2 separate regions of the Mus musculus genome follow, and region 2 is linked to region 1. Evidence: chromatin loops called from intact Hi-C (ENCODE). Cell type or tissue: heart. All regions are shown on one strand. Each heading gives the region's core, and the rest is flanking DNA. Links, peaks and the distances in the headings are about the cores only. Region 1 holds the start of Rnf111 (ring finger 111). Region 2 holds the start of Ccnb2 (cyclin B2).

Region 1 (15,643 bases), core at 3,286-11,285:
CAAGAGGAGAGGCCTGTCCTCGCCACAGAGAGACTGATAATTACTCCCTTCTTCTACCCTTCTGGTCTTGTACTTTTATCTCGCTTGCTTTTGCCCTGAGTCCCTGTCCTCTCAGATCTAGAAGACGTAAGCTACCAGCTTGCTCTGGCAGAAGTCTATGATGGTGCCTCTCCCAAAGTACTCCAGTACCTGGTTACCTGATTCCTCTTCCAGACATGTGACAGAGGGACTGGCAGAATGATGTCCTGTCCCATAGCTCGTGATAGGCTCGTGCCTTTTGAATTCCTTTGCTAGTCATGAGAGAGGTGTTGGCGAGGATAAACACACGTAGTAGATAGCCTTTTTATCTTTGACTGGAAGGAAAGATTAAGTTAAATCACATAATATTTGCTGTATAAAGATCCTTTTAAATGTACATTAAAAAATTTTTTTTCCACAGGGGAAACCACACCATGCATGTGGAGGAGGTCACAGACAACTTTTAGGTATTGTTTCTCTTCGTCTGCCATGTGGGTCCAGGGGCTTGAACTCGGGTCATCCGTTTTTGGGTTAAACACCTTTATCTACAGACATCTCACAGGCCCTCAGATGTACATTTCTGAGAAAACAAATATTGCACATTCTTCAAAATGACCTGGGTGTGGAGTTGCTTCGGTAACAATGATTCAGTAGGTGGCACCATTTCCCAGTTCAACACTATCCCACGGTGGATACCGAAGGGCTCTGAGTTGTACTTACCTGTGTACCTGAAACAAATAGGTTTCAGAGTTTGACGTTAGCTGCATTAACCAATTAACTAAACCTCAACTAAAATCTCTAAATCGTTTCACGTTTCTGAGGCATTAGCAAAATGGTGCCTTCTGCTCTGTGGGATGGCCGTACTGGTCACTGAGAACATTCCCAAGCCTGCAGTAAGATCCTGTGTTTGATTCCCCCCAGCACCTCAAAGCATATTACCAGCAGCACTCAGTGCCAGAGCCATTCAGATTTAAGTAGTTCTTATGTCCCCACTGAGGCAGCTTGGGGAGATGACCAGGTGGTTAAGAATGTGTACTTCTCTTGAAGATTTTCTGAATTCAGTGTCTAGCATCAAATGGGGCCGTTCACAACCACCTGTTACTCCAGCTCCAGGCACATCTGATGTCTCTTGGCCTCCACACACACAGATCCTGTTAAAAATACCCCCCTTTAGTACATAGGCATTTCATTTCACTGTCCTTTCTTCTTTGTGCTAATCTTTACAGGAAGTACACTCTATAGTCCTATCTTCCCAAGTCAGTCAAGATGTCCTTTACACAGTTAAATCAATACTAAGGCAGTAACTTCTAATGTTTTTGAAAAACTTTGCCTGGTCTATGAAAAATAATAGAAAGATTTATAGGAACATCTTTACTTCCTATGCTGAACTTACCAAAAACTTTAACCAGCATGTAAATCCCATGTGAAATTATAATCTTCTCAGGGTTCATATAAACCGAACTAGTGAATGTGAAATGTTAGAACTCTGAAGGCCTTGGCTCTATGGAGCCTTGTTTTTCAGTCATCAGAAACTTTCTCTTTCTTCTCCCTAGCAGAGGTGAACACTTCAGAAAGTTGTGGGTTTCAAAAACAGCACAGCAGAGCTTGGAAAACGGCAGGAAGCTACATAAAGTCAAAGTTCAGAGCTGAGCCTGTGTGGCCTTGGCCTGACTGCAGGGAAAGTCATGTGATTAGCATAGTCCACCACCTCTGAAAATGGCTTTTAGTCAGCTGAGACTCTCAGTCATAATTCTCGGCATTTCTCACCAGTGGTGTGGCAAGGGCTTTCTCTCTCATCTTTCTACAGCATTACTTAAAAATGCTTTCCTAGAGCCAGCTGGCTTCACGTGTGCCCAGAACTTGGCTTAATACCCAGAAATATCTGGAATATCTGGGGATGCATGAACTTTCAAATGCTTATCTTTAAAGTTCCAGGATGGGCAAGGCAGTGTGGGAGGGCGCTTTTGAGACAGGGTCTAGTGTCACAAGGCTGTCCAGGCTGGCCTTGGTCAGGATCTTCCAGTCCCTACATGTTGACTGCTTGAATCACAAGTGTGTGATTTACCAAGTGTGACTAAAATTCCAGGTATTCCTTATCACTTTGTTAGACCACAGTTTGTGACAGTTTTTCAGGTACTGAGCCACACAGAATTAGTTACTAATGATTCAAATATCTTTTTTTTTAAAAAAGATTTTATTTATTTTATATATGTGAATACACTGTAGCTGTCTTCAGACACATCAGAAGAGGGCATCAGACCCCATTACAGATGGTTGTGACCCACCACATGGTTACTGGGAATTGAACTCAGGCCTTTAGAAGAGCAGTCAGTGTTCTTAACCTCTGGGCCATCTCTTCAGCCTGATTAAAAGTATCTTAAAGCAGCCGGGCAGTGGTGGCATACCCCTTTAATACCAGCACTTAGGAGGCAGAGGCAGGCAGATTTCTGAGTTTGAGGCCAGCCTGGTCTACAGAGTGAGTTCCAGGAGGGCTACACAGAGAAACCCTGTCTTGAAAAAACCAAATTACACACACACACACACACACACACACACACACACGTGTGTGTGTGTGTGTGTGTGTGTGTGTGTGTGTGTATATATATATATAATCATATATATAAAGATTATATTTAATGCAATTAGAGAAACTTAATCATAAATATTCCTAAAAATTTTCTTTTGAGCTGGGCGTGGTGGCACATGCCTTTAATCCCAGCACTTGGGAGGCAGAGGCAGGCGGATTTCTGAGTTTGAGGCTAGCCTGGTCTACAAAGTGAGTTCCAGGACAGCCAGGGCTACACAGAGAAACCCTGTCTCGAAAAAACAAACAAACAAACAAACAAACAAAAATTTTCTTTTGAGCTGGTTGTGGTGGTGTGGATCTTTAACCCTGGTGCTTGGTAGACAGAGACCGGTGGATCTTTGTGAGTTTAAGGCCAGTCTGATCAACATAATGAGTTCTAGGACAGCCAGAGCGACATAATAGAGAGACTGTCTCAACAAAACAGAACAAAACAAAACAAAACAAAACAAAAATTATCTTTTGAGGTTATCATTACATCAAGTAGCTGTCAATACCATTTACTAGCAGAAAATGAAAGCATGCCGACTACCTTTGTCTCTTTCTCCTTATCTATACAATAAAAACCATGTAGTTGTACTACTTGAGCTACATGGTCTCTGTAATCAAGTAACCTAAGATCTCATAAACAGAGGTAGAGAGCTTAGTCAGGAGAGTGTTTGCCATGCACGTATGACGCCCTGAGTTCAATCTCCCAGCACCCATATAGAAAGCCAGGTGTGGTAGCAGTGCCTGTAATCCCAGTGTAGGGGAGACAGAGACAAGAAGATCCTGGGGCTCACCGGGAGCCAGCCTAGCCTAATCGGTGAACCCCAGGATCAATAAAAGACCAAATTTATAAAAACAGCATGGACAGTTACTCCAGGGTTGGGCTCTGGCCTCCATGAGCCCCTGGATACACATGTACCCATCCACAGGCATACTTGCATGTACACACAGAAGAACTGGGCCACATTAGCTAAACTTGAAGTCACAGGGTCTATTGTGTTTTCAGCTTCAATTCCCACTGCCCCCATAAGCAATAAATGCCGTGAGCCATTGAGTGTTCTCAGAAGCTTCTTTGAGATCGTCCTCATCCTGTCAAAGGTTTCACAGGGAAAGTAGCTCTGTAAATACTCTTGACAATCTCCCAAGATCTTTCCATATCATCGCCTTGCCTCACTAAGGTTTGCTTCACCATCTTCATTACAAATCTGACCACATCTTTGGTTCATCTCAGTTGTAAAGTTTATTCAGTTGTGAAGGATGTAGTGGACAGTGGGCACCCCACTTTTTTTTTTCTGGTTTCTGTTCATTTACTGAAACTATTACTTCCAGTGATTTGTTTTTCCATATTTACTTTTATTAAAATTTAATAATTATCTGTAAATGTCTGGGTTCTCTTCTCTCATGTATGTCTAAATACCACGTGTGTGCCTGCTCTCCACAGAGGCCAGAAGAGAGCATCAGATCCTATGGAGTTACAGATGGTTGTGAGCTACCATGAGGGTGCTGGGAATTGAACCTAGGTCTTCTGGAAAAGCAGCAAGTGCTCTTAAATACTGGGCTCTAGAGCCATGTTTTTATTTTCATTAATACTTTTTTTTTCCAAGAGAGGTTTTCTCTGTGTAGCCCTGGCTGTCCTAGATCTCACTTTGTAGACCAGGTTGGCCTTGAACTCAGAAATCCACCTGCCTCTGCCTCCCAAATGCTGGGATTAAAGGCGTGAGCCACCATGCCCGGCTCATTAATACTTTTTAATTATTATTTTTACATTTATTCTGGGGAGGCATTCACATGTGGAGATCAGAGAACGGCCTTCAGGAATCATCTATCCTCCTCCACATGGGCTCCAGAGGCAAAGCTTCCGGTATCAGGCTCTGTGGCAGACTCCTGCCCACACACATACTGAGCCATCACACATGCCCTGGGATTTCTGTTTAGACCAAATGAAAACAGAGTTAAGACACTGCTGGCCCAGGAACTCAGGCTAACTCCTTAAACTTTATTTTGCTGCAGTTTCAGGAAGTTAGATTTGGCCTGGAGTATATATAGGTGACCCTTACTTTCCACAAGTAACGTTAATTAATTGTCAGCATTTTCAAGTGATTTGGTCAGAATTATAGATCCGTAGTATCTTGGTGGTACAGATGACACTGGGATCCAAAGCTCACTTCTCAGTACAGTTCAATACATATTGAGTGCTGTTTTTCTGACAAAGGAAGAAAGGTATTGTCTTTGAGCTTAGTGTCTTGGAAGGTACATGAGGGTATTTAAACTGTAACGAGAAGACTATGAACGTAGATGGAAGAGACTGAAAAGGAAGCAGTGATTCCTGCTGGGCTTTCTTAGAGATAAAGATGTACTTCAGGGAGAAGGGCTTGGAAGAAGGCAGACGCAGATGACAATGGTGGGAGTTGGAGGAGAGGGAAGGGTTTATGTTTAGACCAGAGGAGCAACAGGTGCGAAGATAGGGTGATAGGAAACAAAGGCATACATCCGGCATGTTTGCAGCCAGGAAAGGGCAACACTTTGGTTCTCTAGGTTTGTTGAAGGAAAAGAGCCAGTTGAAAAAGAGGCAAAAACTCCTGGAGCAAAGTTCCTATGGAGGCAAATGGTTAATGATCGAATGAATTAGTCTTGAGCCGGAGAACGGTTTCTTCCACTCCAACAGGCAAAACGTGATTGCACAAACAGAAGGTTGTTAATTTCAGACAGCAAACCTAGGGTTGGTACAGGATGCTGTGTTGGCTTGTTTTGTTTTGAAAGTGTTACAAGAAACTTAAGAAGACTACTGAAATCTACCCACTGGGTGGGGGCAGGATAGTTAAGACCTAGCATGAAAAGATACTGGAGACTCTGGATTTTGAGCAGTTTTATTTGTTAAACCAAGGATTTAGGACCTGAAGGTGATGAAGGGTTATTAAAGGATTTTAAGTTATTCGTTGCTTCCCAGTTTGCTCTGTCCCGACATCTCTTTAGACTTTAACTCATGGTGGTATGGGAGTATAGGGAGGGGGGAACCAGAAAAGTGCTATTGCATGAATCCAGGTGTGAGCTTCCTCCTTCTCTAACTTCCCCCTTACTGCTGCAGATGCAAACCACAGCAGACCTTTCAGTCTTAAGAATTTTCTGATCTGGGCTTCCTGTCTTGGTTTGTCATCACCATCCCTGCAACTATGTCAAAGGCTATTCTGATGTTTTTGTTTTTGTTTGGTTTTTCAAGACAGGGTTTCTCTGTGTAGCCCTGGCTGTCCTGGAACTCACTTTGTAGACCAAGCTGGCCTCAAACTTAGAGATCTGCCTGCCTCTGCCTGGAATTAAAGGCAGGCACCATTACAGCATGGCTCTTCTGATGCTTTTAATTTCAGTGCTTTAGGCATTCTGCACCCAGCCACTTGCAAACTTTCTACCTGGGTAAATGGCACAATCTTGTATTTCAAAGAGAAGTCAAAGGTTTGACCCCCTTAGGCAAGTAAACCTAATTATATTTGTCCAATCATTTCTTTTCAGTACAATGGCCAATTTTATTCATCTGACCAACCATTGTTCTCCAGGGATTATTGGATCTATTATCATTTACCTCTTCATTTTTCTGACCCTTTTCCCTTCAACATATCAAAAGGATTTAAATCCTTACTCTTTTCTTTTTCTCTTTGTTTCTTTGTTTCTTTGTTTCTTTGTTTCTTTCTTTCTTTCTTTCTTCCTTTTTCTTTCTGACTAGGTATCCTGCTAGACTTGTCTCTTTTTCATTCATTACCAATTTAACAAAATAGTATTAGCTCTGGTGTAACTAGTGTGCAATACTTTCTACATTGGGACTTTTCAGCTGAGATATTGACTTCACAGCCCAGATGACTCTTTGTTGTGGGTGGTGTCCTGCCCATGGCTTGGTGCTTAGTACCTCTTACAAGATGTCAGCAACATTTCCCCAGTTGTGACAACCAAAATCATCTTTTGATTATGTCAAACAATACCCGAGTGTCAAAACCAACTTCATAGAGAAACTCTGTTCTCTATGTCAAGATAATCTATGAAGCTGGTCAAGTTTACAGATCTTTCTATTGCTCAACCAACAGCATTTCATGAATCCATGATCATACTCTTTATTGCTAAATTTCCTCCTAATTTTTTACTACCTATATATCTTGACTCAATTTCTCTTCCTTCCTCCTTCCCTCCCTCCCTCTCTAACACATTCAACTCCTCCTAGAATTTCCTTTCACTTCAGCTCTTTAAATAACAAACATTCCACATATCTATTTCCTCTCATTTCTACTCTGGTTGACCTTACCAAAATGCTTGCTTCAACTGTCAGAAATGTAAGTTAATGAATCCGAATCTCCATCATTAGCCCAGTGGTCTACTTAGTTTTAGATTAACACACTCAACAACCAACTAAGTTCAAGCCTTTGGGTAAACATTAGACACTTCAAAAACTCTACCTGATCAGAACAGACAAGTCTTGCCTCTAACCTAAAGTCCCCAACCCAAGAAGCACACATCTTTAGTCCCAGAAGCAGAGGCAGAGGCAGGCAGATTTCTGAATTCGAGGCCAGCCTGGTCTACAGAGTGAGTTCCAGGAAAGCCGGGGCAATACAGAAAAACCCTGTCTCGAAAAAAACCAAACCTAACCAAGCCCGGAAACAAAACAAAACAAAACAAAACAAAACAAAAAAGTCCTGGGCTTTGATAGTCCCGATAGAATTCTACTTGTAGAGGGCAGCAACTAGGGAGGCTGAGGAAATCCAAATCCAATGTTTTCCATTTCTTCTTCTTTTAAAATTTAAAAATACTCCCAGTTCTTGGGAGGCAGAGTCAGGTGGATCTCTGAGTCTCTGGAGTGAGTTCCAAGACAGCCAGGGCTACACAGAGAAACTCTGTCTCGAAAAACCAAAACCAAACCAAACCAAGCCAAAAAATCACCTTCACTAAATATGGAGAACATGAGTGAATATTATCGACGAGCTGATGTAGAAGGAGGTTATTAATGCTTGTTAAATACTTAATTGGTAATATAAGGTACTTTAAGTCGTCATATTTGACCTCACAAGATCATTTTGAAGCATATAAGGCTATCATGTTTTATAGAAGAGGAAACTGAGATTTATAAAGGTGTTAATAAGTCAGCTTGGGCACCCTCACTTTGCTTTCTGACCGGAAATCTGTCTGATTGACTGCAGAGCCCACTCTCTGTCCTTACATCCTTCTAGGGCACACAATAAAAACTGCAATCTTCTGGGTTTTGTGAGGCAATTAAGAAGTCATCTGCGATTGTATAGCTCCCAGGCTACCTAATAATACATTTGAAATGATTTTGAAAATTCACTTCACCAGTGAGATGAGATCTCTGTTTTGGGTATCATCTGCTGAGAAAGACACTAACCCGTGTTTTTTTGTTTTTTTATTTAAAGGCGCGACTAGTGCAATCAGTAAGCTGGAATAATTTTTAGTTTGAGAAAAAGCAACCAGTACGTAGGCGGAATTATGCTGAAGCACTGTTGAGCCCGAAATCACGGAAGAAAGTGAACCCAACCACCTTATTTTTAACTTAGTCCCACTGGGCCAACAGTTCGCCTAAGCCAGTGCAAAGAGGAAGGACTGGGACGCAGGGGGGCGGTCCCTGGCCCGCACATGCGCAGACATACTGCTGTGAGAGGGCGTGAGGGTCCGGAGCGCTCGCTTTCCGAACTGTCGTAAAAGGGCCCCGGTGTCGCGCTCGCGCAGTCGGGGAGGGCCGGCCCAGGCTGCGGCGGCGGCGACGGCGATGGTGGCGGGGCGCTGGTGCTGCGCGGCGTAAGGCACGCCGGCCGTTCAGGGTCGCGAGCGCGCGTGGGCCGCGATCGGGTGCTCGGAGCCGGGTCCAGCCGAGCCAGGCTCAGCCTCACGCTCCGCGGCGGCGGTGTTGACAGACGCCCTCCTGAGGAGAGCCGCCCGGCCCGCCTCAGCCTCACCCGGCCGAGCGCTGTTCCCCAGCCCCGCGCCAGCGAGTCCGGGACCTGGCCGCACGGGGCCTGCGGACTCGGGTGAGGGCGCCGGCGGAAGGGGGGGGGGTGCGGGGGAGGGGAGCGGCGCGGTGGCGCTTGCGCGCGGCGGGGGAGGGGCCGAGCAGGAGGGAGAAAGAGGAAGGGCCGCGGCGGCCGGCCCGGGTCGGCGACAGGGGAATGACCGCGGGTCCCGGACGGCGCGGAGTGGCTCATTGTGTCCGGGCAAGAGTCCGCCCGCGGACACACCCACGGCCTCTTGGGAGGGGGTGGGTGAGGGGATTGCGCCCCGGGGCCGCCGCTCGCCAGCGGGACTGGGGCTCAGGGCCGAGGAGTGGGGGTGACAATGGAGTGAGGAAGGTAACCCCGGCTGGAGCCGGGAGCCGCCCGGTGCGGGCGGGCACGCGCAGTCCGCGGAGCAGAAGACAGGCGCGTCTGATATTGTGTGGAGTTGGCTGGTTAGTCATTAAAAAAAGATGTTTTCTTTATCCTGCCTAGATAATTGATCGGAGTCAGCAGTGGTGCGGTGGAAATATCGGTTTTTGTTCTGGAGAAATAGAGGTTTGTCACCACACTTCTTAGATTATAGAGCTTTATAGATAATTTTAAAAAAAAAGTGTGACTTTTTAGCGTCCAAAAAAAACAACAACCAAAAACCAAAAAACCAGGAAGTTGTAGCTAGCGCCTTCACTTAATTTGCTCATGTCTGGGGTGACTCCATTGTATTGTTGAGAGCTTTCCTGTTCCTTGATTTATGTACAGAATGAGTTTAGAACTCCTGAGTAGCAGTGAGTGAGCCAGCTGACAGAGACCTCATTGTCAGAGTTCTGACAGCTCTTGAACCTGACTTGATCCAAACTTAGTTCCATTTGGCACTTTTATCTTTAATTTTCTTGTTTTGGGGACCTCTTTAACCAAAGAGAGCAAAATCAAAAAAAAGATGAACAGAGGTTCCTCATATCTTTACCATTTGTCTTTGCAATAGCTCTCACGTGACTTAATACAGATGTCCTTTCAAGAATTCTGATTTTACTTAGCTTTTGAGTCTACGTTAAAGAACCCAAACAAACCCCAAAACCTTCATGTGCGTATATACCAGTGTGTGGGGTCTGTACATGTGAGTGCAGGTGCCTCTGAGGCCGGAAGAGGACCTAGTACTCTGGAGTGGTAGTTAAAGGAGGTTTTGCACTGCCCTGTATAGGTGCTGAGTCCCGATTGGGTCCTCAGCCAGCATAGTAAGCACTCTTGACAACAAACCATTTTTCCAGGTCTGGATTTATATTTTGATAGTTTGTAACTAAGTGATTTTTTGTTTTGTTTTTATTTTAGTAAAAAGGTTTAGTAGAAACTGGTCATTGTAATATTGTGTTACATTGTGACATAGGTTTTAAGGAAGCTCTTCTATTTTGAAGAGAAACAATTTAGCTTTAAATTACTTTTGTAGCAGGAGTGCTGAGTGTGTGATGGCTCGAGTTGCCTTTAATCCTAACATTTGGGAGGCAGAGCCTAGCTTGGTGTATATAGTGAGTTCTACAACAGCCCATACTATGTAGAGAGATCCTATTTTAAATACCCACCCCCAAAATATATATTACTTTTGCTACTTTCTTAGGGTGTAACCATGGACAAATTATTTCATTGTATCCTGCTTGCTTGTTACCTCAGAGTCTCAGTAGTATCTGAAAAAATTACTGAGGGCATTTGTGAGTTGGGTGAATGATAGTGGGGAAAATTAGCAAGAATAATTTTTGTTTGTTTGTTTGTTTGTTTTCGAGACAGGGTTTCTCTGTATAGCCCTGGTTGTCCTAGAACTCACTCTGTAGACCAGGCTGGCCTCGAACTCAGAAATTCGCCTGTCTCTAGTAGTTTTTTTCTTAATAATCAGGGTTGGGTGTCATGTATGTGTGTTTTCTTTTGTCATCTTTCCCCTTTGTTCTCTGTATATTGGTCACTTGTATCCCAGATGGTTCACTAGAAATAGTCAGTCTTTAGCTCCTATACTCAGAAATCTTTCTGCCTCAGCCTCCAAAGGAGCTGGGACTGCAGGTTTCTGTCATTGTACTTGGGTCTCGAGTTTATAGTTGAAAAAAGCTATAATAAAAATAATTAGGCTTAATGAAGAATGTGTGCTAGCTGGGGTTATATTCAGCAAGTTTTGTTTTGGTGTTTCATATTTGTAAGAAATTGAGACATGTTTCTACTGATATTCTAAGAGAACAGCAGTTTATTTGCATAAAGCTAAAGAGCAGTAAGTTTTTGAGCAGGTGCATCTGAGTACAGTTTTTTTTTTTAAGTTGAAAATATGAAATAGAAAATTCATTGTATCAAAACATTCATAGCTTAAAAGTCTTAAAGATGTCATGATTAGCCGGGCAGTGGTGGCACACGCCTTTAATCCCAGCACTCGGGAGGCAGAGGCAGGCGGATTTCTGAGTTCGAGGCCAGCCTGGTCTACAGAGTGAGTTCCAGGACAGCCAGGGCTACACAGAGAAACCCTGTCTCGAAAAACAAAAAAAACAAAACAAAACAAAAAAGTTATGGTAATAAAGGGCTTTGGTATCATGCATTAGTTACAACTTAGTTATATGTGTCCCTGCTTTTACCCCAACTCCATGGACTTGGGTCTTTAATAGAGGGAAATAGACTGACAGAACAACAACAACAAAATAATAGTAATTAAGATTTGTTACATTTGTTTAGGTGTAGTATGGTTGTTGTACATTGGATCTGAATTTATTGTTAACTTTTCTTGAAGTTATAGCCTTCTCAATTAGTAAAATGAGTATAAAATTCATAAATGTTCATTTCTAGCCTCTGGTTTTGGGTGTGTGTGTGCCACATTTAATAGCTTCTATTTTTAGTTCTTTCAATATTCACTGTTAGATTTATCAGGACAGCTCTCTAGAAAGAAATGCTCTATGGAGAGTATAAATTGATGCGTGTATGCAAATAAAGCACATACATATGCATTAACCTTCAATGAAGCCATATTTGTTCATGGTAGTGGATAATTCTGTCCATTGGAGAAGTTACTCAGAGTGTTTTGTTTGTTTTGTGTTTTCCGAAGATGGGAGTGTACTATAACCTGGTTCTCATTGAATATCTCAGGCTGGCCACTCAGGTCACCAAAGTGCTGGTGATTACAAGTGTGAGCTTGTGTCCAGTTTTACCAACCTTTTACACCTTTCAGAAAATTCTAAATATGAATACACCCCCCAAACCCCAACCCCTGATTTTGAGACCAGGCTCTCAGGCATCTCAGGTTAAATTCACTGTAAAGCCAGAAAGTTCCTTGAATTTCTCCCCCTCCCCTCCCCTCCCTTCCCCCCCCCCCTTCTTTCTTTCTTTCCCTGAGACTAGGTTTCTCTGTGTAGCCCTAGAATTCACTTTGTAGCTTAGGCTCAAACTCAGATCTGCCTGCCTGTGCATCTCAAGTGCTGGCATCAAAGGTGTGTGTCAATTTAAGTATATTGAATTTCTAATCCTCTTCTAGATGTGGGATAGTATGGGCTACAGCATTGTTTATAAAAATGATACTTTGGTTTTGGTTTTTCGAGACAGGGTTTCTCTTTATAGCCCTGGCTGTCCTGGAACTCACTTTGTAGACCAGGCTGGCCTCGAACTCAGAAATTCTCCTGCCTCTGCCTCCGGAGTGCTGGGATTAGAAATCCACCTGCCTCTGTCTCCCAAGTGCTGGGATTAAAGTCGTGTGTCACCACTGCCCGGCATATTGACCATCTTATACTCTATTCTCTCTTGTATCTCTCAGGTTGCTGCCTGGGTTTCTGTAGGTAGTCAGAAATTGACAATAGATGAAAAGAAAGTTACAAATGATAGAAACACAGAGCAGAGCTGATATGTTACATGGAGGTTTTACATTATGATATACTTTAAGTATGTGTTGATTGCCTCATGTTGTAGGCAGATACTGATTGGTCTGCAGGGATCAAGATGTTGCCTTCATAGAGTAGACAGTCTGTTGAGTTACAACCTCATAAATAGGATAAATAGTGGTGAGTGCCTTGAGGAAAATAAGATCATGTTGTAGAGAAGAATGGAAATAGGCTTCTTATGTAGGTAGAAAGGTGGCACAGCCGTGTTTTAGAGTTACTCTCAGATGAGATAAAGATGATAATAATATGTTTACTTACGTAGGAACATGTCTAGATTTTAGAGCTAGAGACTGAAGAATGAGAAAAGAGGCTGTAGGGGCTGGAGGGATGGCTTAGCAGTTAAGAGCACTGACTTTTCTTCTGAAGGTCCTGAGTTCAAATCCCAGCAACCACATGGTGGCTCACAACCATCTGTAATGACATCTGACGCCTCTACTGGTGTGTCTGAAGACAGCTACAGTGTACTTACATATAATAATAAATAAATCTTTTTAAAAAAAAAAAGAGAGAAAAGGGGATGAGAATTTAGCTCTGGGGGAGAGTGTTTACCTCAAAATTTCAAGGGCCTGAGTTCAGTCTCCAGCACTGAAAAGGGGGGATTGCATGGTAGCTCATAGTAGAGTTCTTATGTGTCTGCATGTTCATGTGTATGATGTGGAGGCCAGAGCATACCCTTGAGTGTTGGTCCTCCAATGCTGTATTTGTTAGGGTTCTCAAGAGGAGCAGAACTTAGAGAATGAACCTATTTATATATAGAAAAGAGATTAGAGTGACTTACAGGCTGTGGCCCAGGTATTCCAACACTGGCTGTCTACCAATGGAAAGTTTAAGAATCTAGTAGTTGTAGTTGTTCAATCCATGAGCTTGGCTATTTCAGCACATACTGATGTATGAAGACTGAACACTTGGATATCTTCAGTATACACTGGAATCCAGAAGTAGGCTCTACTGCCAGTGAAGGAATGAACTTGCCAACAAGAATGGGGACAAACAGGCAAAGAACAAAAGCTTTCTTTTCTATGACCTTTATATAGGCTTCTACCAGAAGGTGTGCCCCAGATTAAAAGATCTTCCTACCTCAAAAGATCTGTATTAAAGGTCGGTCTTTCCACTTCAAATGATTTAATTAAGAAAAATCTCTCACAAACGTACTCAGCCACTTGGGTTTTACTTAATTCCAGATGTGGACAAGTTGACAACCAAGAATAGCCATTACATATTGGGTCTCCTTTGTTTTTTCTGGAGTCGGGCTGGAGGTGTGATTGATTATATTGAAAAGTTTGACTATTACAGCTTCAGATTCCACACAGCAGTTGTCCTCTGTTAAACTACCCTTATCACTACCCTTACTTGTGAAAGGAATTACAAGCACTACTCCCTTTTTATAGCAAATAATTACATGTACTGGATTTTCTTATAATTTAACCAATACAACCAACCTATCATAGGTTCAAAACTAAGGCAGATATAGAAGCTGGCTTTCTGCTGTGAAGCCAGAAGCTAAGAGATTCATGAAAATGTATAGCATTTCTTTCACAATATTTGGAAACATTTATAAATGTTAACTTTTTAGTGTGTGATACTATTACTGCTCTTACAAATATTCTTTGGATATTTCTAGTTTTACTTTTGAACGTGTCACTAGTAGATAAAAGCTATACATTAAAATTGGGATCCTCAGGGTGTGAAGAGCTTAAAAAGTCAAAAAACTTGAGAACTGCTGCACCAGAGTATTAACCAGTTGTAAGCATTATCTTTACATTTTTTGGTTACATTTATTTTGTGTGTGTGTGTGCGTGTGTGTGTGTGTGTGTGTGTGTGTATGTGAGTGTGCGTGTGTATGTATATACATGTATGCCAGTGCATGAACATGCAACATGGCACAGGTGTAGAGGACAAAAACAACAGTATCAGTTCTTCTCCCGTATAGGTCCTGAGGATTGAACTTAGGTCATCAGAGTGGATAGAGAGCACCTTTGCCTGCTGAACCATCCTGTGGGCTCTATCCTTTGGTTTCTTATGGTAAATGAGTCTATCTTTTTTTTTTTTTTTTTTCCTCCTTGGTATAGTTAGTGTGTAGGTGTGTGGGGGAAGGGCCTGGAACCTGGGGTCTCTTTCCAACATGCTAGGCAAGTGTCACACTGCTTGCCTACCCCATTCTCATGGCAATTCTTCTGTTTCTTTAAATAGAACTCAGCAAAAACTGATTGAATGCCAACTCCATGTTCTGCCTAAGCTTTAGGGTGAAAAATGAGTAACTTTTGTAGTTAATGGAAATGGGCTAGAGAGAGAAAATAGTGGGTGAAGTTTACTTTGTGTTTGCTTTTTCAGAAGCAGGTTAAAATTGTGATAATTTTTTAGAATTTGAAGTGGATGGTGCAGGTCTGTTGATAAGGAAGCAGCTGAGAAGACAGAGGAAGTGAGGGAGTCAGAGTTCCTGGAGAGGAGGAGCCAGGGTGTGGTTGAATAGGCATAGAGGAAAGTGGGAGTCTTGGGACTGAGGTAGCAAGAGCCTTTGATTTCTTAGTCATATTGTCTCTCTTCATTTTGAGAGTTTCTATCAGTTGGATGATAGAATTTTTGTTGCCATTTTTCTTTTTGTTGTGAAATTTTAAAAATTTGTCAATGTATTAAGTACTGAAGAATATTTAAAATGAAGATATGTGTATCATTCACCTTGTTTAAACAAAATGAACGTTGGATAAGAGATTAATTTACATTACTGACATGATTATTGGCTTTGCAAATTTTAGTGGTAAAATAATGTTTATATATGTAAACAAATACCCTATTTACATATTTAAAGAGTGGATTGATTTTTATGAAACCTAAGCTAAATTCTCTTTTTTGTTTGTTTGTTTGTTTTTCAAGACAGGGTTTTTCTGTGTAGTCCTGGCTGTCCTGGAACTCTGTAGATCAGGGCGGCTTAGAACTCAGAAGTTCACCTGCCTCTGCCTCCCGAGTGCTGGGATTAAAGGTGTGCACCACCACTGCCCGGCACTAAATTCTTGAATGCAGAATAATTTTTGTTTAATAAATATTTATTTATAGAATATGAAACATGGCTTATTTTCATGTATTTGACATTTTCTACGAAGTTGTATTTCCTTTTAAGTTGTATTTCTTAGCAGGGCGGTGGTGGCGCACGCCTTTAATCCCAGAATTTGGGAGGCAGAGGCAGGCGG
Region 2 (15,643 bases), core at 5,068-13,067, 84 kb after region 1:
GATTTAACCTAGAGAATTTGTTACAGTATGACTGTGAATATAGAAGTTACTGTTGACTTCCAGGAGTCAGTAATTAATTGGTAGTCACTTCATTCATCTGTTAATTCATGACAGTGTTGTGTAGGAATTAAGTTGCATATGAATATGTGGTCTTGTTTTATTCTTGTTTGTTTTAAATAAACACAGACTTTACTCAGTTGTTCAATAATGTCATCTCTGCTAATAAGGTAACAACTGATTGGTTCTCACAGAGGAAACTGCACTGCAAACAAGATGGGGAAGAAGGGACTGAGGAAGACACAGAGGAAAAATGTACTATCTGTTTGTCTATTTTAGAGGAAGGTGAAGATGTGAGGTAACTAGAGATTTCTGACTTAAAGTTCACTCTCTTAAACAGAAAGGACTAGATTATGGCTCAGTGGCAAAGTGCTTGCCTGGTTGCACAGCCCTGGCAACTTTGTGCCTCAGCACCACAGATAGGTGATTGATTCACAAATGGATCAACTGGTCACGAGGGCATGTATTTAAAATTAACTGGAAACTAAAGACTGTTGCTGATGTACCTACCATTGCCAGCTCTCTAAGCAAAAGAATAAGCAGATCAGAGTCTCCTTGTAGATGACAGAAACATGGAGGAGAGAGTGCACCTCCTTTCTGGACTGCAGCAGAGTCTGTGTGCGGCACTTCTGTAGTGAACAGCGTCTTCTGTAAATCGTGCAGGAGTAACAGTTTGAAAGGATTTTGATACCTGGATTATAAGGGCTCGAGATCATTGCTATGTATCTATTGACAGCACTTTTTTTTCCTCTCAGTTTTCTGAGACACAGGGTCTCACTATATAGCCCTGACCGGCCTCAGGCTCTCTAAGTGCTGGGATTACAGGCATGGGACTCTATGTCCAGCATAACTATACACTTTTGTGATTTATCAGTGTTCTCGTCTTAACTTAGTGTTATTATTTGAAAGTATTTTCTTTGTATAATTACCAAGATGATTATTTTGTTACCATCTTGACTTTTAAAATATCATATCAAATATAACAGAGCTGTGGGTAGTAATTTTGTTTCTGGGAGAATATTTTTATTATAACCTCTTCAACTAGTAGTTGAGAGAAGAAAAATGACAAATTATTGTTCACTGCATTATGTGGTAAGGGTCTTTTTTATGTTTTTTAAAATGTGTTATTAGCCGGGCAGTGGCAGCATACGCCTTTAATCCCAGTACTTGGGAGGCAGAGGCAGACGGATTTCTGAGTTCGAGGCCAGCCTGGTCTACAGAGTTCCAGGATAGCCAGGGCTACACAGAGAAACCCTGTCTTGAAAAACAAAAAATCAAAACAACAAAAAAAGTGTTACTATCTTTCATATATATATATATATATATATATATATATGCATATATATATATGTATATATATATGTGTGTGTGTGTATGAAAAAAATTATATAGTTTTGTGTGCATATACATTTGTGTATCATGTATGTGCAGGTGTCCAAGGGAGCCAGAAGAGAGCATTGGATCCCCAAAACTGGGTGCTGGGAATCTAATTGTGCCCCTCTGGAAGAGCTGCTGACATTCTCTTAATTGTTGAACCATCTCTGCAGCCTCTGTGTGTGTGTGTGTGTGTGTGTGTGTGTGTGTGTGTGTGTGTGTTTTAAACACAGTCTTTCTGGTGAAGGCATGTAGTTGTTAAGTCAGTCTCTTTGTGGTGTTACTGGGAGTGTCCAAGAAGGAAGAGAGCAGTTGAAGTTATTATTTGTGACACATGTTAGGCTATTAGGATATGAATAGCAACTCTTAATAGTAAGTAGAAAGTTTCATTCTACTTTTAAGTTTAGATTTAGTGTTACTTGGTCATGTCTGTCAGCTTATTTTTCAGTTTCTAATGGCAGTTTGGCATGATATTCTGAAGTGAACATCTCCTGTTAGCCCACCTTATAAAGTAGTAGCATTTTGCTAAGTGGGTATTCCAATTGCCCTATGAAAACACTATTCCTTACCTTGGGAATGCTGTTCCGCCTAATGTCTAAAGAGTTTGAGGATTGATTAATGGTGCAGTGACCTTTAATTCCTACAGCAAAGGCAAGTAAATGACTATGTATTTCAAAGAATCTTCACAAGCATCATAATGATTTGATAGCTAAAAGTGTTTGCAGCATCATACAACAGGGAGTTTTCATCTCCAGGACATTGGCCACTCAACTACAAGACAAAACTAGAGTGAGATTGCCAATGCTGCTTGACCTGACACTTTTCAGGAGTTTTATATTGTTTGCTTTCATAGACATGCCAGTTATTTATCTTGGTAACTCATACATTATATTGTCCAAAATGCCAGTTTTATAATGAGTAATTCTTAGAGAAGGTGTGTGCATGCATATAAGCACCACAGTACACATGTTGAGGTCAGAGGACAACCTTGGTTCCTACCTTCTGCCTCCTTTGAAAGAGGATCTCTGTTTTTGTTCATTATTGTATGCATCAGGCTAGCTAGCTACCCAGCTTCTGGGGAACTTGTCTCCATTCCTTATCCTTATAGGGGGCATCCTGGACTGCAGGTGTGCCGAGCCATTGCATGCTGTTTTTCATGTGGGTTCTGAGGATCTGAGGTCAGGTTGTCAGGCTTGTCCAGCAATTACTTTGCGCACTGAGCCATCCTGCCAGTCCTAGTCTTTCTAACAGAAAGATGCTTAGTAACTTCGTAACACTATTAAATTACTGGGTGTAACATGTATTTGCAAATTAGTACCCCATAGAATTATGAAATTAATTTTTGCTTTTTGTTTTCTTCAACAATAGGCGCCTTCCATGTATGCACCTTTTCCACCAAGTGTGTGTTGATCAGTGGCTGATCACCAATAAGAAGTGCCCCATATGCAGAGTGGACATCGAGGCCCAGCTGCCAAGTGAAAGTTGACATTGTGTTTCAGAACTCTTGGTGTCCCTCTCATTCCTATCCTTCCTGGTACTGCAGTCAACCAAAGATGGCATGACTTACCTGCGCAGATCTGGAAGCCTTGAACTCGGAGTGCTGACTCTGCTACATGGTACAGCTACCGCTAGACCTACAACTTATGTACACAGTTGATTTTGATGTATTTATAAAAGCTTTTTTTTTCCCTAGATTTGACATTACTTCCTGTATCATTTTACTGTATTTTTGCATGATTCCTTGTATTGCATTTCTTTGCACATATTATGGGCTTGTGACCCTAAACTTGCAGGCAAGATTAGCTGCTTTAGTAAGTAGTATTTTGTGGTCTTTTTTTTGTTTTTTGGGTTTTTTTGTTTTTGTTTTTGTTTTGTTTTTGTTTTTTGTTTTTTACATAGTACCTTGAAAATTATGAATTTTTTATCCATTACTAACCTTTAATTTAATCAATCATGTACTTTAGTTTAATGTATAAAGATTTTCTAGGAAATGATATTGTGTATTAAGACATTCCTTAATTAAATTAGGACAAAATGGCTGCTGTATATTTACAATATGGAATTCTGAGTTAAGTACCGCCCTTCATACTGGGAACAGAATGTATGTAACCCATGTCAATCAGATGCAGGTGGTACCCACACGACCAGAGTGATCAATAGGAATTTTCTTGGTGTTCCTTTCTTCCAGCACAGTGCAAGATAGAGTTGCTGTTGATGCCATATGTTTAGACTGCTGTTCTGACCCTATTTATCTTTCTCTCTGCCATTTGGAACTTTATTCCCTAACCCAGGTTTTGCTGCTGTGAAACAGCGTTGATGAACACTAAATATTAATCTGAGATAGCTGGATTGTATATACTTGCAGATTTAAAAATATAGGGAAATTGAAAAAGACATGTAGAATTTTGTTAGGTCTTCTGCTAAGCACGAATAAGATATCTGCTTACATTAATTTTTATAAAGTCATTCAGTCAGAATTTAGGATTCAGTCATTGGCAGGTATCTATGCATTCGTAGAACTTCTAAGGGTCCCAGGATCACTTTTAAGGGATTTTTTTTTTATAGTTTAAATAAAGTCAGCTGAATCTACATGTCTCTTGTTTTATTTCTCTCTAAACTTGAAAACAGTAAATCTGCAGATACTGTGAGGCACAGATTATATTGTCAAGCTACTGTTGCTATGGTTATAGACACCCACTTCAGACATTACCAAGAGTCGATCACTGACTTAAAAATTTTAATTTCTATAGTTAAGATTTACAACATAATATAGAGTGAAAGTTAACATACTAACATTTCTCCTTTGGAGGAAGTTTTAATCCACTTCAGGATGCATATTAGCAAGATACTTTCATATACAGGATAGCCTAATTTTATTTGTTTAAATATGCTTAATATGCCCAAGATTGCAAATGCATCCAGTCAGTAATACCACTGTCTGTATGTGGAAGACATGTTCCCATGGATCATATGTGAAGATGTCAATAAGCTTGCATTAAGCCACCTGCTTTGTAAGTGGATTGATTAATAAATAACTTATATTTCTATTGTCTTTGTGTTTCATAATTAGTGTTTATAAAATGGTTTACATTGGACACTTTGGAGTTCAAATAATATCCACCTGATTGATATTTGCATATTCTGGTGCTTATATTCATTCAGTTTTGCCTTTTATATTAGTAAATATTATGGTACATTAATTTCATTATCAACATGGTATGGATGCAGATGGAGGGTGGATATAGTTAAAAGTATACTTGTGCGCTAGCCTGATATTAAGACATTTCTAAACTACAGGGGTTCTGAGATCCTTGCCCAACACTTCAAAAAGGTACCTTTGGGCAAAGGTACCTTTGGTTACCAGTCTACATTATAGAAGATCAGGAAAGAGTAGATGGGCAGTGTCTGCTGTCTCCCTGGGGAAAAGCCACCAAGAAAACTGTGATGCATACAGGACTGCCTGCCGTTAGAGCCTGAGTCTGTCCAAGAGGTTGAGAATAAAAGGTGAAAGCTAGGGTTGTGTGTGGAGAGATGACTCAGTGGCTTGAGTTCAATTCTCAGCACCTGTATCAGATAGTTTCCAAGCTCCAGAAGGATCTGACACCTCTGGCCTCTGTGGGTACCTGCACTTATGTATCCATAACCCCCTACCTTGCCCCCAGCACACGCACATACATATGTTTTTAAAGATGAAGAGAGTTCCATGCTATGAGGTCCTACTGGTGTTTTTTCAGAATATACGAATTCTCTCACATACGAGGTTTAGATAATAAGCCCTTGACCTATTTTATAATTGGTATTGCTTTATATATGTTTGTTTTACTCTTATTTTTGTGAGATAGGGTCTCATGATGTAAGCCCTGGCTTTGAATTCATTATGTAGACTAGGCTGGCCTCAATTTCAGAAGAGCTACACCTGCCCTCTGCCTCTCAAGTGCTGGAGTTTCCTACTACACCACCCACAAAGACACACAGTACTAAAAATAAATCTTAAAAAGAGAATATAAATTATTGCTTTAATTCCTAAAAGTTTGGCCTTTCAAAGCAACTGCAGTATCATGAGGTGCTGCTAGCATTTCTGCTGCAACTTTGTTCAAGCAACTAGTCACTAAATGGGCATTTTCAAGAGCTTTAGCTTCCTTCTGTCCTGTAGTCAGATTCTACTCCGTGTGTGTTTTGCTTCTCACTTTATAATCACAGCAGCAGTATGTATAGACAAGTCAGTATGTATGTCAGTCGCTGCTAGATGGTGAGAATTTATGCCCTGTATTCTAAAGTTACATTTTGTGTGGGTGGTGATGTATGTGCATATAGAGGCTGTAAGTCACCATTGTGCACCCTTCTCCATTGCTCCCTGTTTGCCAGGGACATGCCAGTTTGTCTGCCTAGTGTTTTAAAAGTAGGTTTCTTGCCAAGACGTTGCTTTGGACATACTGTCTTTGTAGGTAAACATTCTCTCTGACTGGAGTCAGAACTCTTCAAGATTCCCTGTTGCATCTGATTCATGCTTCCATATTGTATAAACATACCCTTCAAGACTCTATCAAATGGCAAAACATCTGGAGATGGTAAATGCACTCCACTTTTCCATTGAAAGCATGTACCAAGACACCATTGAGAATTCAGATTGTTAAAGGGATCACATATCCCAACCACTATAGTATTTTGTGGCCCCATGAGAAGACAAAAACATACTAACCAGCAATGAAAGACTTACTGTAGGTCACAGAAGTGCCCTCAATGTGTCAGTGTTTTGTGACAACCACCACAAAACTTGGTTTCAAGTACTTTTATTTGCTCACAGATGCTCAATTTGGGTAATGCTAATGGAATCTAGCTCATCTTTCACTGTGGTCTTCCTGTGGCTACATTCAGCTTGGGAGTGCTACTGGAATAGTCTGTCTAGCATGCTTGATTTAGACGTCTGACACTTTCAATTGCATGGTGAGAACAGCTGATGGTTCACTGGGTCTTTTCACTGTCATCTATTTAGCAAGGGATAGCTAGACTTTACACAGTGGGTCAGTGATCCAGGGACTGCTAGGCCACCTTAGAGACTATCAAGGGTAGCTAAAATGAGTGGGCATGGAAGAAGAATCCCAAACCAATACAATTTGGCCATTTTAGATTCAGCACAGGGGCTAGCCATGCAGCTCATGGTAGACTCCCTTGGCCTCAGGAAGCCCTGGGTTCTGACAGTGCAATATACTAGTTGTAGTGCAGCTTGTAATCCCACTCAGGAGGTAGAGGCAGGAGGATTAGAAATTCAAGGTCGGGCTGGAGAGATGGCTCAGGGGTTAAGAGCACTGATTCCTTTTCCAGAGGTCCTCAGTTCAATTCCCAGCAACCACCTGGTGGCTTACAATCATTTGTAATGGAATCTAATGTCTGTCTGGTGTGTCTGATGACAGTACTCATATTACATAAAATAAATAAATCTTTTTTTAAAGTATTAAAAAAAAATTCAAGGTCATCCTCAACTACATAGAAAGCTGTAAACCGGCCTAGAACACATGCGACCATGTTGTGAAGTCCATTCACCACAGTAACCTGAAGTACAGCCAATGGCTTTGTTAAAGTTAAAGTTCAGTTAGAGAATAGGTCTGAGTTGCCAAATTGGTGCTGAAATCATGAGTTTAAGAGGTCCTCCTGCCATTTCTGAGTTCAAGGCCAGCCTGGTCTACAGAGTGAGTTCCAGGACTGCCAGGGCTATACAAAGAAACCCTGTCTCAGGAAAAAAAAAAATCCTCCTGCCTTAGCCTCCCAAGTAACTGGAATTATTACAAGCATGTGCTAATAGTACAAACTGCAGAGCACATTTTCTTCCCCAATCCAAACCAAAGCTTCCCAAGAAAGAGAAAGCTATGCGTAACCTCTGTGATTGTAAGGATGATGGACCAAGAGTCAGCAGCCACAGAACTTTCATTTCCTTTAGCAGGTACTTGAGAGAACTTAATGGGATATAAATAGTTATTTCTGCTCCTTTGGTTTCCAATATCCATGTGTAATTTAGGTCGAGGGGTAGTACTGCCACCTTGTCTTTTCAGGTGGGAGTGTTGGACAACACTGGTTCTTCCTTTAGACTCAGATTGGAAATGTCAGATTTGGGCGAAGGGGGAGGGAGCATTTATTATTTCCCAATAGAAGGGACTTGAACAAGACTGATGGGGTAGCCTGATCTCAAGTCGTTCTGCTGGCACTGCACCATTTTCTGTGTTGTTACCTAGTCTTTTCCCCAGGGTAATATTCTGGTTTTGTTTTTTGTTTTTGTTTTTGTTTTCTGTCTTGTCTCTCACTGTTCACAACTTGGGATACTCATTATTTTTCTTTTGAAATCTTGTGCACATCACACCGTCATTTGACAAATAGTTTCTGAGTTCTACTGTATTGTGCTGGAAGTCACACAAATCACGTCTAGTTTGAATTATGACTCTGCTGGGGATCTGTTTTAGGAAGACCACATACAGTACACATCCGAGTCACAATCATCTTGTAGCCCTGAACGACCTGGAGACGATGGCTTCATTTGCCAGACCATTCCAATCCAAATTCCCAGGTAGACGTTTCCGGAAGAGGAAGTAAGGTCAGAAGTAGCATTTCCAGGAAGTTCTCTGGAACCCACTTCTACCTAACCCAGAACAAACTTTTAAAGACATATGTCCTTAGGTGATGGCTCCCCACTCCTACCCCTAAAATTAAGACAATCTTTTCCAGTAGGAGGAAAAATTATTTTATTTAATATCAGGGACTAGAATTTGAAAATAAGACTGTAGACAAGGAAACAACAAAGCCTGGTGGCCTCGCTGGTTGCTATGACAAGCAAATACAAGCCAGCCAATCAACGTGCAGAAAGGCCTTCCAGTCTAGCCAATGGGTTGCGCGCGCCCTGCGTGCGTCTACCCAATAGTGCGTCAGCGGCGCGGTATTTGAATCGCGGACCGGGCGGTGGACGCGGAGCGGCGGGGCCCTGACCCTCCCAACGGTGTCGCAGACCGGAGTGGCTGTGCCTCGTCCGCACTTGCCAGGGCGGCCCTCATGGCGCTGCTCCGACGCCCGACGGTGAGTGCGCCGGGGCTACGGTGCCCTGTCCTGCCGGGTAGCCCGGGAGGCTGCCGGAGAGGCCCTGGCAGAGCTAAAGCGGTCCAGAGGCCCGGCCTGGGGTCTTCATTCCTGTTACCACTCAGGGCTGTGCTGCGCTGGGGATGAGGACCGGGAGGAACCGGGAAGCCGCCCAGTGCCATTTCTCTACTTTTCACATTTTTCAGTTTGCTTCGTGTGAGCTTCCCATTCGCGTCTTCATACTGCCTTCCTGGCCAAGGTCATTAAAGTGTGGTTTTGTCCTCTTAAAAAAAAAAAAAAACAGAAATAACAAAATGAAAACAAATACCCACCTAAGTGCTGGGCGGTGGTGGTGCACGCCTTTAATCCCAGCACTTGGGAGGCAGAGGCAGGCGGATTTCTGAGTTCGAGGCCAGCCTGGTCTACAGAGTGAGTTCCAGGACAGCCAGGGCTATTCAAAGAAACCCTGTCTCGAAAAAAGCAAAAAACAAAAAACAAAAACACCCAAGTGTAAGAGGAAACGTACAAAACTTGGATCCTAGGATGGCAGACAGTTGGGCAAAAGGCCAAATTCCTTTAATTACCTTTTTGAGAATGAAAGTATTACTGACTTTTAGGCTTTAATTGTACTAGGGTCGGTCTACTTTAGTTGAAAACAAGAGGGCCCCCGACACAGCTGCTGCCATTGTCCTGGCTAGTTAAAAGCCTCCAATTCCTCTTCCCAGTGAATTCAGGGGTACCCCTCATTACCAGGCTTTAACTCATAAGAAATTGAACTTTCAAACTCATTTTGAATTTAGCCGTGGGAAGCTAGCAGTAAAGACCGAACAGCTTAGATTTGGGGATCAGAATCCTAAACAATGAGGAACATACAGTCAGGGTTCATGTCTTGTAGCTCTAACTGCCACTAACAAGTTAATTTTTGTCTAATTTGTTCTTTCAAATTATTTAACAGTTAAAGTCTTGTGTAGGGATGGGGTACAGTTTATCTGGTCTATCCTACACAGGTCATCTTAAAAAAAAACAAAAAAACCCCAACCTTTGGAGAGGTTTTTTTGTTTGTTTTGTAGGATTAGTTCCCCCCCTCCCCCAACACTCAGAAAGTTAAATATTTTTTTCTCATGGAATACTTGTTATTGTACCACACTGTAAACTTTGGGGTATGAATAGCAAGCCTTGTTTCTTAACTGTATTCAAGATGAAGGCAATTAATTTCAAGTAACACTATTTTTTTTTTTTTTCGTTTTCATTCAAGTCTGACTCTCCCAATACTTGAGAGGTAAAATGACTTCCCCATCCTGTTGTCATTGGGAATGTCCTTAATTTGAGTCTATGCTATAGGAAGCTGTTTCTGAAGGGCTTTCCTTGGAAGTGCTATTTCTTATTCTTTGGTTGGCGTTATAACCCAAGCTGGTGTGAAGTCTGAAACATGGAGTTTTAAACAGCTGGGCTATCATTAACTATTGGTATCAAAGCTCTTTATCATTGCAGCTATACTGTGTGAATGGAAGTTTCTAAGAGAACCGACAGGGATCTCTTAACAGCAGACGCAGGTTACTTATAAGAAGTAATCATTTAGGTGGGAGGCTTTGGTGTCGCTTGAAAACTGCTTGAATATGCAAAACAATTTATAAGATCAGTAAAAAGATCTTTGTTTTATTGGTAAGGCAGTGGGTGTTTGCCTAATGGAGAGTGATATTTCAAATAGCATTTTTAGATTTCTTTAAATGTACCTTTTCCCATAAAAAATAATTAAATTTAAAGACAAAAACCAAAACCTAACTCTGCAAGTTTGAGGCCAGCCTGGTCTCCAGAGCGACTTCCAGGATAGCCTTGTCTCCAGAATGAGTTCCAGGACAGCCAGGGCTATAGAGAAACCCTGTCTTGAAAAACCAAACAAATTAAGCTTTTGTTTGAAGTGCATAAATAGAGTACATCATGTGTGCAGTCCGTTCATGGGCCAGAAGAGTATGTCAGATCCCCTGGAATGGAGCTACAGTTTGTAAGCTGCCATGTGAATACTGGGAATTGAACCCAGTCCACAGCACGACAAGCCAGGAGAAGCTAATGCTCTTAACTGCTGAGAGCCATCTCCAGTTCTACCTTCTCCTTTTAAAATAGATGTCAGCATATTCACCTTACCAGGGTAGCTCTGACTTTTGAGTATTTGACATTATGTAGGTAGGTGTTTTTCATTTTTTTCTGTATTTAATGGCTTTTTTTTTTGTTTGTTTGTTTGTTTGCTTGCTTGTTGTCGGTGTGGTCTTTTTGTATGTTTTGTTTTAAGGTGTCCAGTGATTTGAAGAATATTGACACAGAAGTTATTCCTAAAGCCAAGAGCCATGTGACTATCCGGCGGGCAGTTTTAGAAGAAATTGGAAATAAAGTTAGAAACAGAACCACTCAGGTGGCGAAGGTAACAAGGACAAGATGGCATGTGTGGAGGGCCACACTGTACAGGGGCTACGCTGGTCATCCTGCACTGCTCACTGGTCATCTTCCTTTATAGAAACCTCAGAACACCAAAGTACCAGCTCTGCCCACCAAAGTGACAAATGTCAACAAGCAGCCGAAACCCACAGCCTCTGTGAAACCAGTGCAGATGGAGGCGCTAGCTCCCAAGGTAGGAGGTCCTGACTTCACCGCATGCAATCAAAGCCTTTCCTTTCCATCTCATGTGTATGGGTGATTTGTCTGCATATATGTCTGAGCGCTGGGTTTGAGACCGGTGCCCTATTGGGGGAAAAAAAGAAGGCATCAGATCCCCTGTAACTGAAGTTACAGATGGTTGCAAGCTGACACATGGATGCTAAGGAACCAACCTGGATCTCTGCAAGAGCAGCCAGTGCTCTTAACCACCGAGTCATCTCCCCAGTCCCCAACTTGGTGATGCCTCAATTCCACATTAATGGTGGTCTCTAGGACTGAGTAGCTCAGCTGGAGTTAGAGTCCCGAGCTAAAGGACTTGGTGGCTTACCCGTTTCTCATAGGTTCAAGTGTATACATGCTCTCCTACATAATTACTATGAGATAGATATTTCTGGGTGCCAAGATATAGTAATAAGCACCTCCTGCCATCTCTGTCTTTGTCTCTGTCTCCCCCTCCCTCCCTCCCTCCCTCCCTCCCTCTCTGTGTGCACATTTGGAGGTCAAAAGGACAACATTCCAGAGTTGTTTTTCTCCTTTCTCCATGTGGGTCCCAGGGTTTAGGTGGTGGCAGCAAGTGTTTTAGTCACTGAACCATCTCACAGGACTGTTGTCCCCTCTCCCACACACACCTGTTCAGGCTGACCTCAAACTTAGAGCAGTCTCCTTGCTTCAGCCTCCCAAGTGCTGGTATTATAGGCATGTGTCACCATTATGCCTGACCAATTACTATTACATATATGACAGAAATAATCTGAAATGGGAGTTCCATTCGATATGTTTAATGAGATACTGTGTACCCATAAATATGAATTGAATTAGTACAGCATTTAAAGATGTCAAAATGTTTGGAAAATTAAGTAACAAAATCAGATCATAGCACGTATATATACTGTATAAAGTCAGATTTGCTCTTCAATATCTGCATTTATATAAAATTTTAATCACAATTTTATTTTTAAATGTTTGCTTTCATTTAAAAATTTCAGGCTTGCTGGGCAGTGGTGGTGCACAACTTTAATCCCAGCACTTGGAAGGCAGAGTCAGGTAGATCTCTGAGTTTGATGGTCTACTGAGTGAGTTCCAGGACAGCCAGGGCTACACAGAGAAACCCTGTCTCAGAAAATATTCAGGCTCCTTAGGCAAGGAATGTAGCTCAATTAGTAGAGGGTTTGCCTAGCATACATGAAGTCCTATGTTCAGTGCCCAACACTGCATGAACCAGTCATGGTGGTACCTATCTGTAATCCTACCAGGAGTATCATAGTTCAAGGTCATCCTTGGCTACATAACGAGTTCAAGGCCAGCCCAGGATATGTGGCTCCCCCCCCCCCCCCCGACTATTACATAAAACTGAATCAAAGAAAAAAGGCATCTGTCTATCCATCAAGATGGGCAGTAGCTCAGCTGTAGAAACTGAGCTTAGCATGTAAGAGGCCCGGGCTTCAATCCCCAACATTGAAAAGTAAGAGTGTTATATAAGAGAAGAAATAGAATTCTTCCTATGACCTTAGTGCTCCCCTATTTCTGGTCTCCTCTACTCCATGGCTGACTGCTTTTTCTCTATTTTCTAACAAAACTGAGACCACAAAACATGGGCCTAAGAGCTCAGTCCATATAAATGACCTAGAGGCTGGAGAGATGACTCAGTGGTTGAGAACATGTCGTCGTTGTCTTCTTCCTCCTCCTCCTCCTCTTCTTCTTCCTCTTCCTCCTCTTCTTCATTGTCCTCCTCCTCCTTTTTTTTTTTTTTTTTTTTTTTTGGTTTTCGAGACAGGGTTTCTCTGTATAGTCCTGGCTGATCCTGGAATTCACTCTGTAGACCAGGCTGGCCTCGAACTCAGAAATCCGCCTGCCTCTGCCTCCTGAGTGCTGGGATTAAAGTCGTGCGCCACTACCACTTCTTCTTTTAAAAAAAAAAAAAAAAGATTTATTTGTTTTATGTATGAGTACACTGTTGCTCTCTTCAGACACCAGAAGAAGGCATCAAATCCCATTACAGATGGTTGTGGGCCAACATGTGGTTGCTGGGAATTGAACTCAGGACCTCTGGTAGAGCAGCCAGTGCTCTTATCTGCTAAGCCATCTCTCCAGCCCATGCTACTCTTACAGAGGACTTACAGAGGAGTTTGCTTCGTAGTACTCCTGTTGGGTGGCTCACATAACTTCAGCTTCCAGGGATTCAACCAGTGCCCTCTTGTGGCCTCTGTGGGCACCTGCACCAATGTGCAGAACAGTCGTCATTAAAGTCCCACCGGGATGTATGCACTGGCTGCTGTGACTTTAGAGGTCACCAAGGATTAAGGTGCAGTTAGTTACTTCAGCTTAGACACTGATTGCAGAATCATAGTAGCCCAGGGACCATCAAGTCTTCGGTGTAGGTAGAAGAGCCCCCACTCTGGCTGCAGTGCCCCCTTCCTGCCTAGTATTATTTGCAGGCTCTGTTGCCACTGTACAGACAGTTGCTGTAATTATGCACCCGTCAGTGGATCATAGGAGTTCTAGGAACTTCCTAGAGAGCTGTCGATCCATATGTCCATGGAGGCGGATATTCCCAGAATCCTAGCTGTGCAAACCTTCTTGCTGTGTGGACAAGGCAGCTGCTTCTCAAATGGCTGAGACTTAATTCCGGCATTCACAGTAGTTATACATAGCATTTTGTGGGGGACCTAGTGGCTTTCCCCCCCCTGAGTTACAAAGCCTGGTAAACACTGAATAGTTTGAGGGAAGAAGGGCATTTGCTTTGCACTGGGCAAACAAGTAGGGCCCAGGCAGACCAGGAAGCTAGGGGTCTGGTTGGGATTTCACTCCATCCATAGCATCACAGAAACAGCGTGTGGGAGCATAGATCCCAAAACTGAGAAGGCAGGGATGGAGGATCAGTTCAAGTTCAACCTGAGATAGATAAGACCCTGTCTTAAGAGAAAGAGATTGTGAGTGTGTGTGTGTGTGTGTGTGTGTGTGTGTGTGAGAAAGAGAGAGAGAGGGAGAGAGAGAGATCTCGAGAGTGAGTGAGTGAGTTGAGGGGGCGAGAAGGAGAGGGGTAGAGGGGCTAACTAGCTACAAGTGAAAGAAAAATAAGTACAGTGCTCTCAGTTTTTTTTTTTTAAATAAAAGGAGTAAACTCTCCAGAAACAACCATAAAACATGAAACAGAGTAAGCTAAGCCTCCTTGTTGCTGCCTCTGGGTATCAAGGGCTGTATTCCTAACCTAATCACAGTAAGTAGGGCTTGAGCTGCCCCATGCTCAAGTGACCAAGTTCATCTGTGGGGAGTCAGAATAGTTCTTCCTGGAGCCTCCCCCTGCAGCACTTTTCTACCCTAAGTCTTGTGGATTGCTGAGCATGGTGGTCCAGCCAGGACAGCCTGGTGCTGCACAGCAGACACTGTGAAGAGAAAGAACACTGAACTGTGAGTGCACCTTCTGACACTGCTGTCTAGAGTTCAGCGACGCTACTCACCCCACCCGGCCCTCCACATCCTCAGCTTCTGATTGGACTTTTCAGTTGTCCCTGACAACCAATAGGCTTCCTCCTTAGTCTAATGTGAAGGTTTTAATCGGCATACTACCATCATCAAAAAAGAATTATTTTATTTTATTTATTTTTTTGAAATAGGTTTTCTCTGTGTAGCTGTCTAGAATTTGCTTGGTGGACCAGGTTGGTGTAGAATCAGATCCACCTGCCTCTCCTCCCGAGCGCACCACTATTCCTGCCTTTTCATTTCTAAGGGCACATGTTGAGTTGCTAATCCTAACTATTGTGTTTAAGCTTTGTGTTTATGATATTTTTTTAATTATTTTTAGAGATTTATTTATTTATATTTTATGTATATGAGTGCACTGTAGCTGTCTTCAGACACACCAGAAGAGGGCATCAGCTCTCATTACAGATGGTTGTGAGCCACCATGTGGTTGCTGGGATTTGAACTCAGGACCTTTGGAAGAGCAGTCAGTGCTCTTACCCGCTGAGCCATCTTGCCAGCCCTATTTTTTATTTTTTAACTGATAAATGACACTCCCAAGGAGCCAAGTGACCTTTTGAAATACACACACACACACTCAGTATAATGTGCAAATGAAGGTTAAACATTTATCTCCTTCCCTTTACCTTTGGAAAGATGTGCAGCATGTTGTCAGGTTGTATTCAGGAAAGGGCGACTGGCAGGGTCTCTGTGGCAAGAAGCAGAATCCTTCAGCTTCCAGGCTGGGTTAGCTGTAGGGCAGAAAGGGACTGGAATTCTTCCTTTCTGTTTGCAGTTGGCCATTGCTGAAGTTAAGTGCTGAGTCAGTAGGGGAGTAAGGTCTGCGCTGGGTTGGTGCTGGGAGGGCAGGAATCTAGAAAAGCAAGACGCTTTAGCTCTTGGAGCCAAAGTTCCTTAGTTTCAGGAATTGTCAGTGCTCAACTAAAGTGGAGAAGCTTTCCTGTGTGGTGTGGCCTTGACTAGCAGCATGGTTGCCCTTCGTTGTTGCCCTGCCGTGCCACAGCACACCTCTTGACAGCTCCCA

What was found. A loop is a pair of places that touch in the nucleus more often than their neighbours do. Peaks named below come from ENCODE experiments on the same cell type or tissue, not always from the same donor. Only the 100,000 strongest peaks of a DNase experiment are listed, where the experiment ranks them.
Region 2: a loop joins it to region 1, with 2.4 times the contacts of the local background. A loop is called at or near these places in 6 of 42 quality-filtered maps.

What each region holds. Positions count from the first base shown.
Region 1 is chr9:70,496,423-70,512,065 of GRCm38, reverse strand. Rnf111 (ring finger 111) reads left to right here and starts at 8,291. Exons shown (of 15, transcript NM_033604.3): 1 at 8,291-8,607; 2 at 9,064-9,126. In heart, for the core only: no CTCF peak of the experiment used is centred there; DNase peaks (open chromatin) are centred at 8,215 and 8,715; H3K4me3 peaks cover 2,327 bases; H3K27ac peaks cover 1,667 bases.
Region 2 is chr9:70,414,264-70,429,906 of GRCm38, reverse strand. Ccnb2 (cyclin B2) reads left to right here and starts at 8,353. Exons shown (of 9, transcript NM_007630.2): 1 at 8,353-8,490; 2 at 10,778-10,906; 3 at 11,000-11,113. The coding sequence starts at 8,467. Rnf111 (ring finger 111) reads left to right here. Exons shown (of 15, transcript NM_033604.3): 14 at 228-355; 15 at 2,800-4,483. The coding sequence ends at 2,917. In heart, for the core only: a CTCF peak has its summit at 8,389; a DNase peak (open chromatin) is centred at 8,306; H3K4me3 peaks cover 2,049 bases; H3K27ac peaks cover 1,590 bases.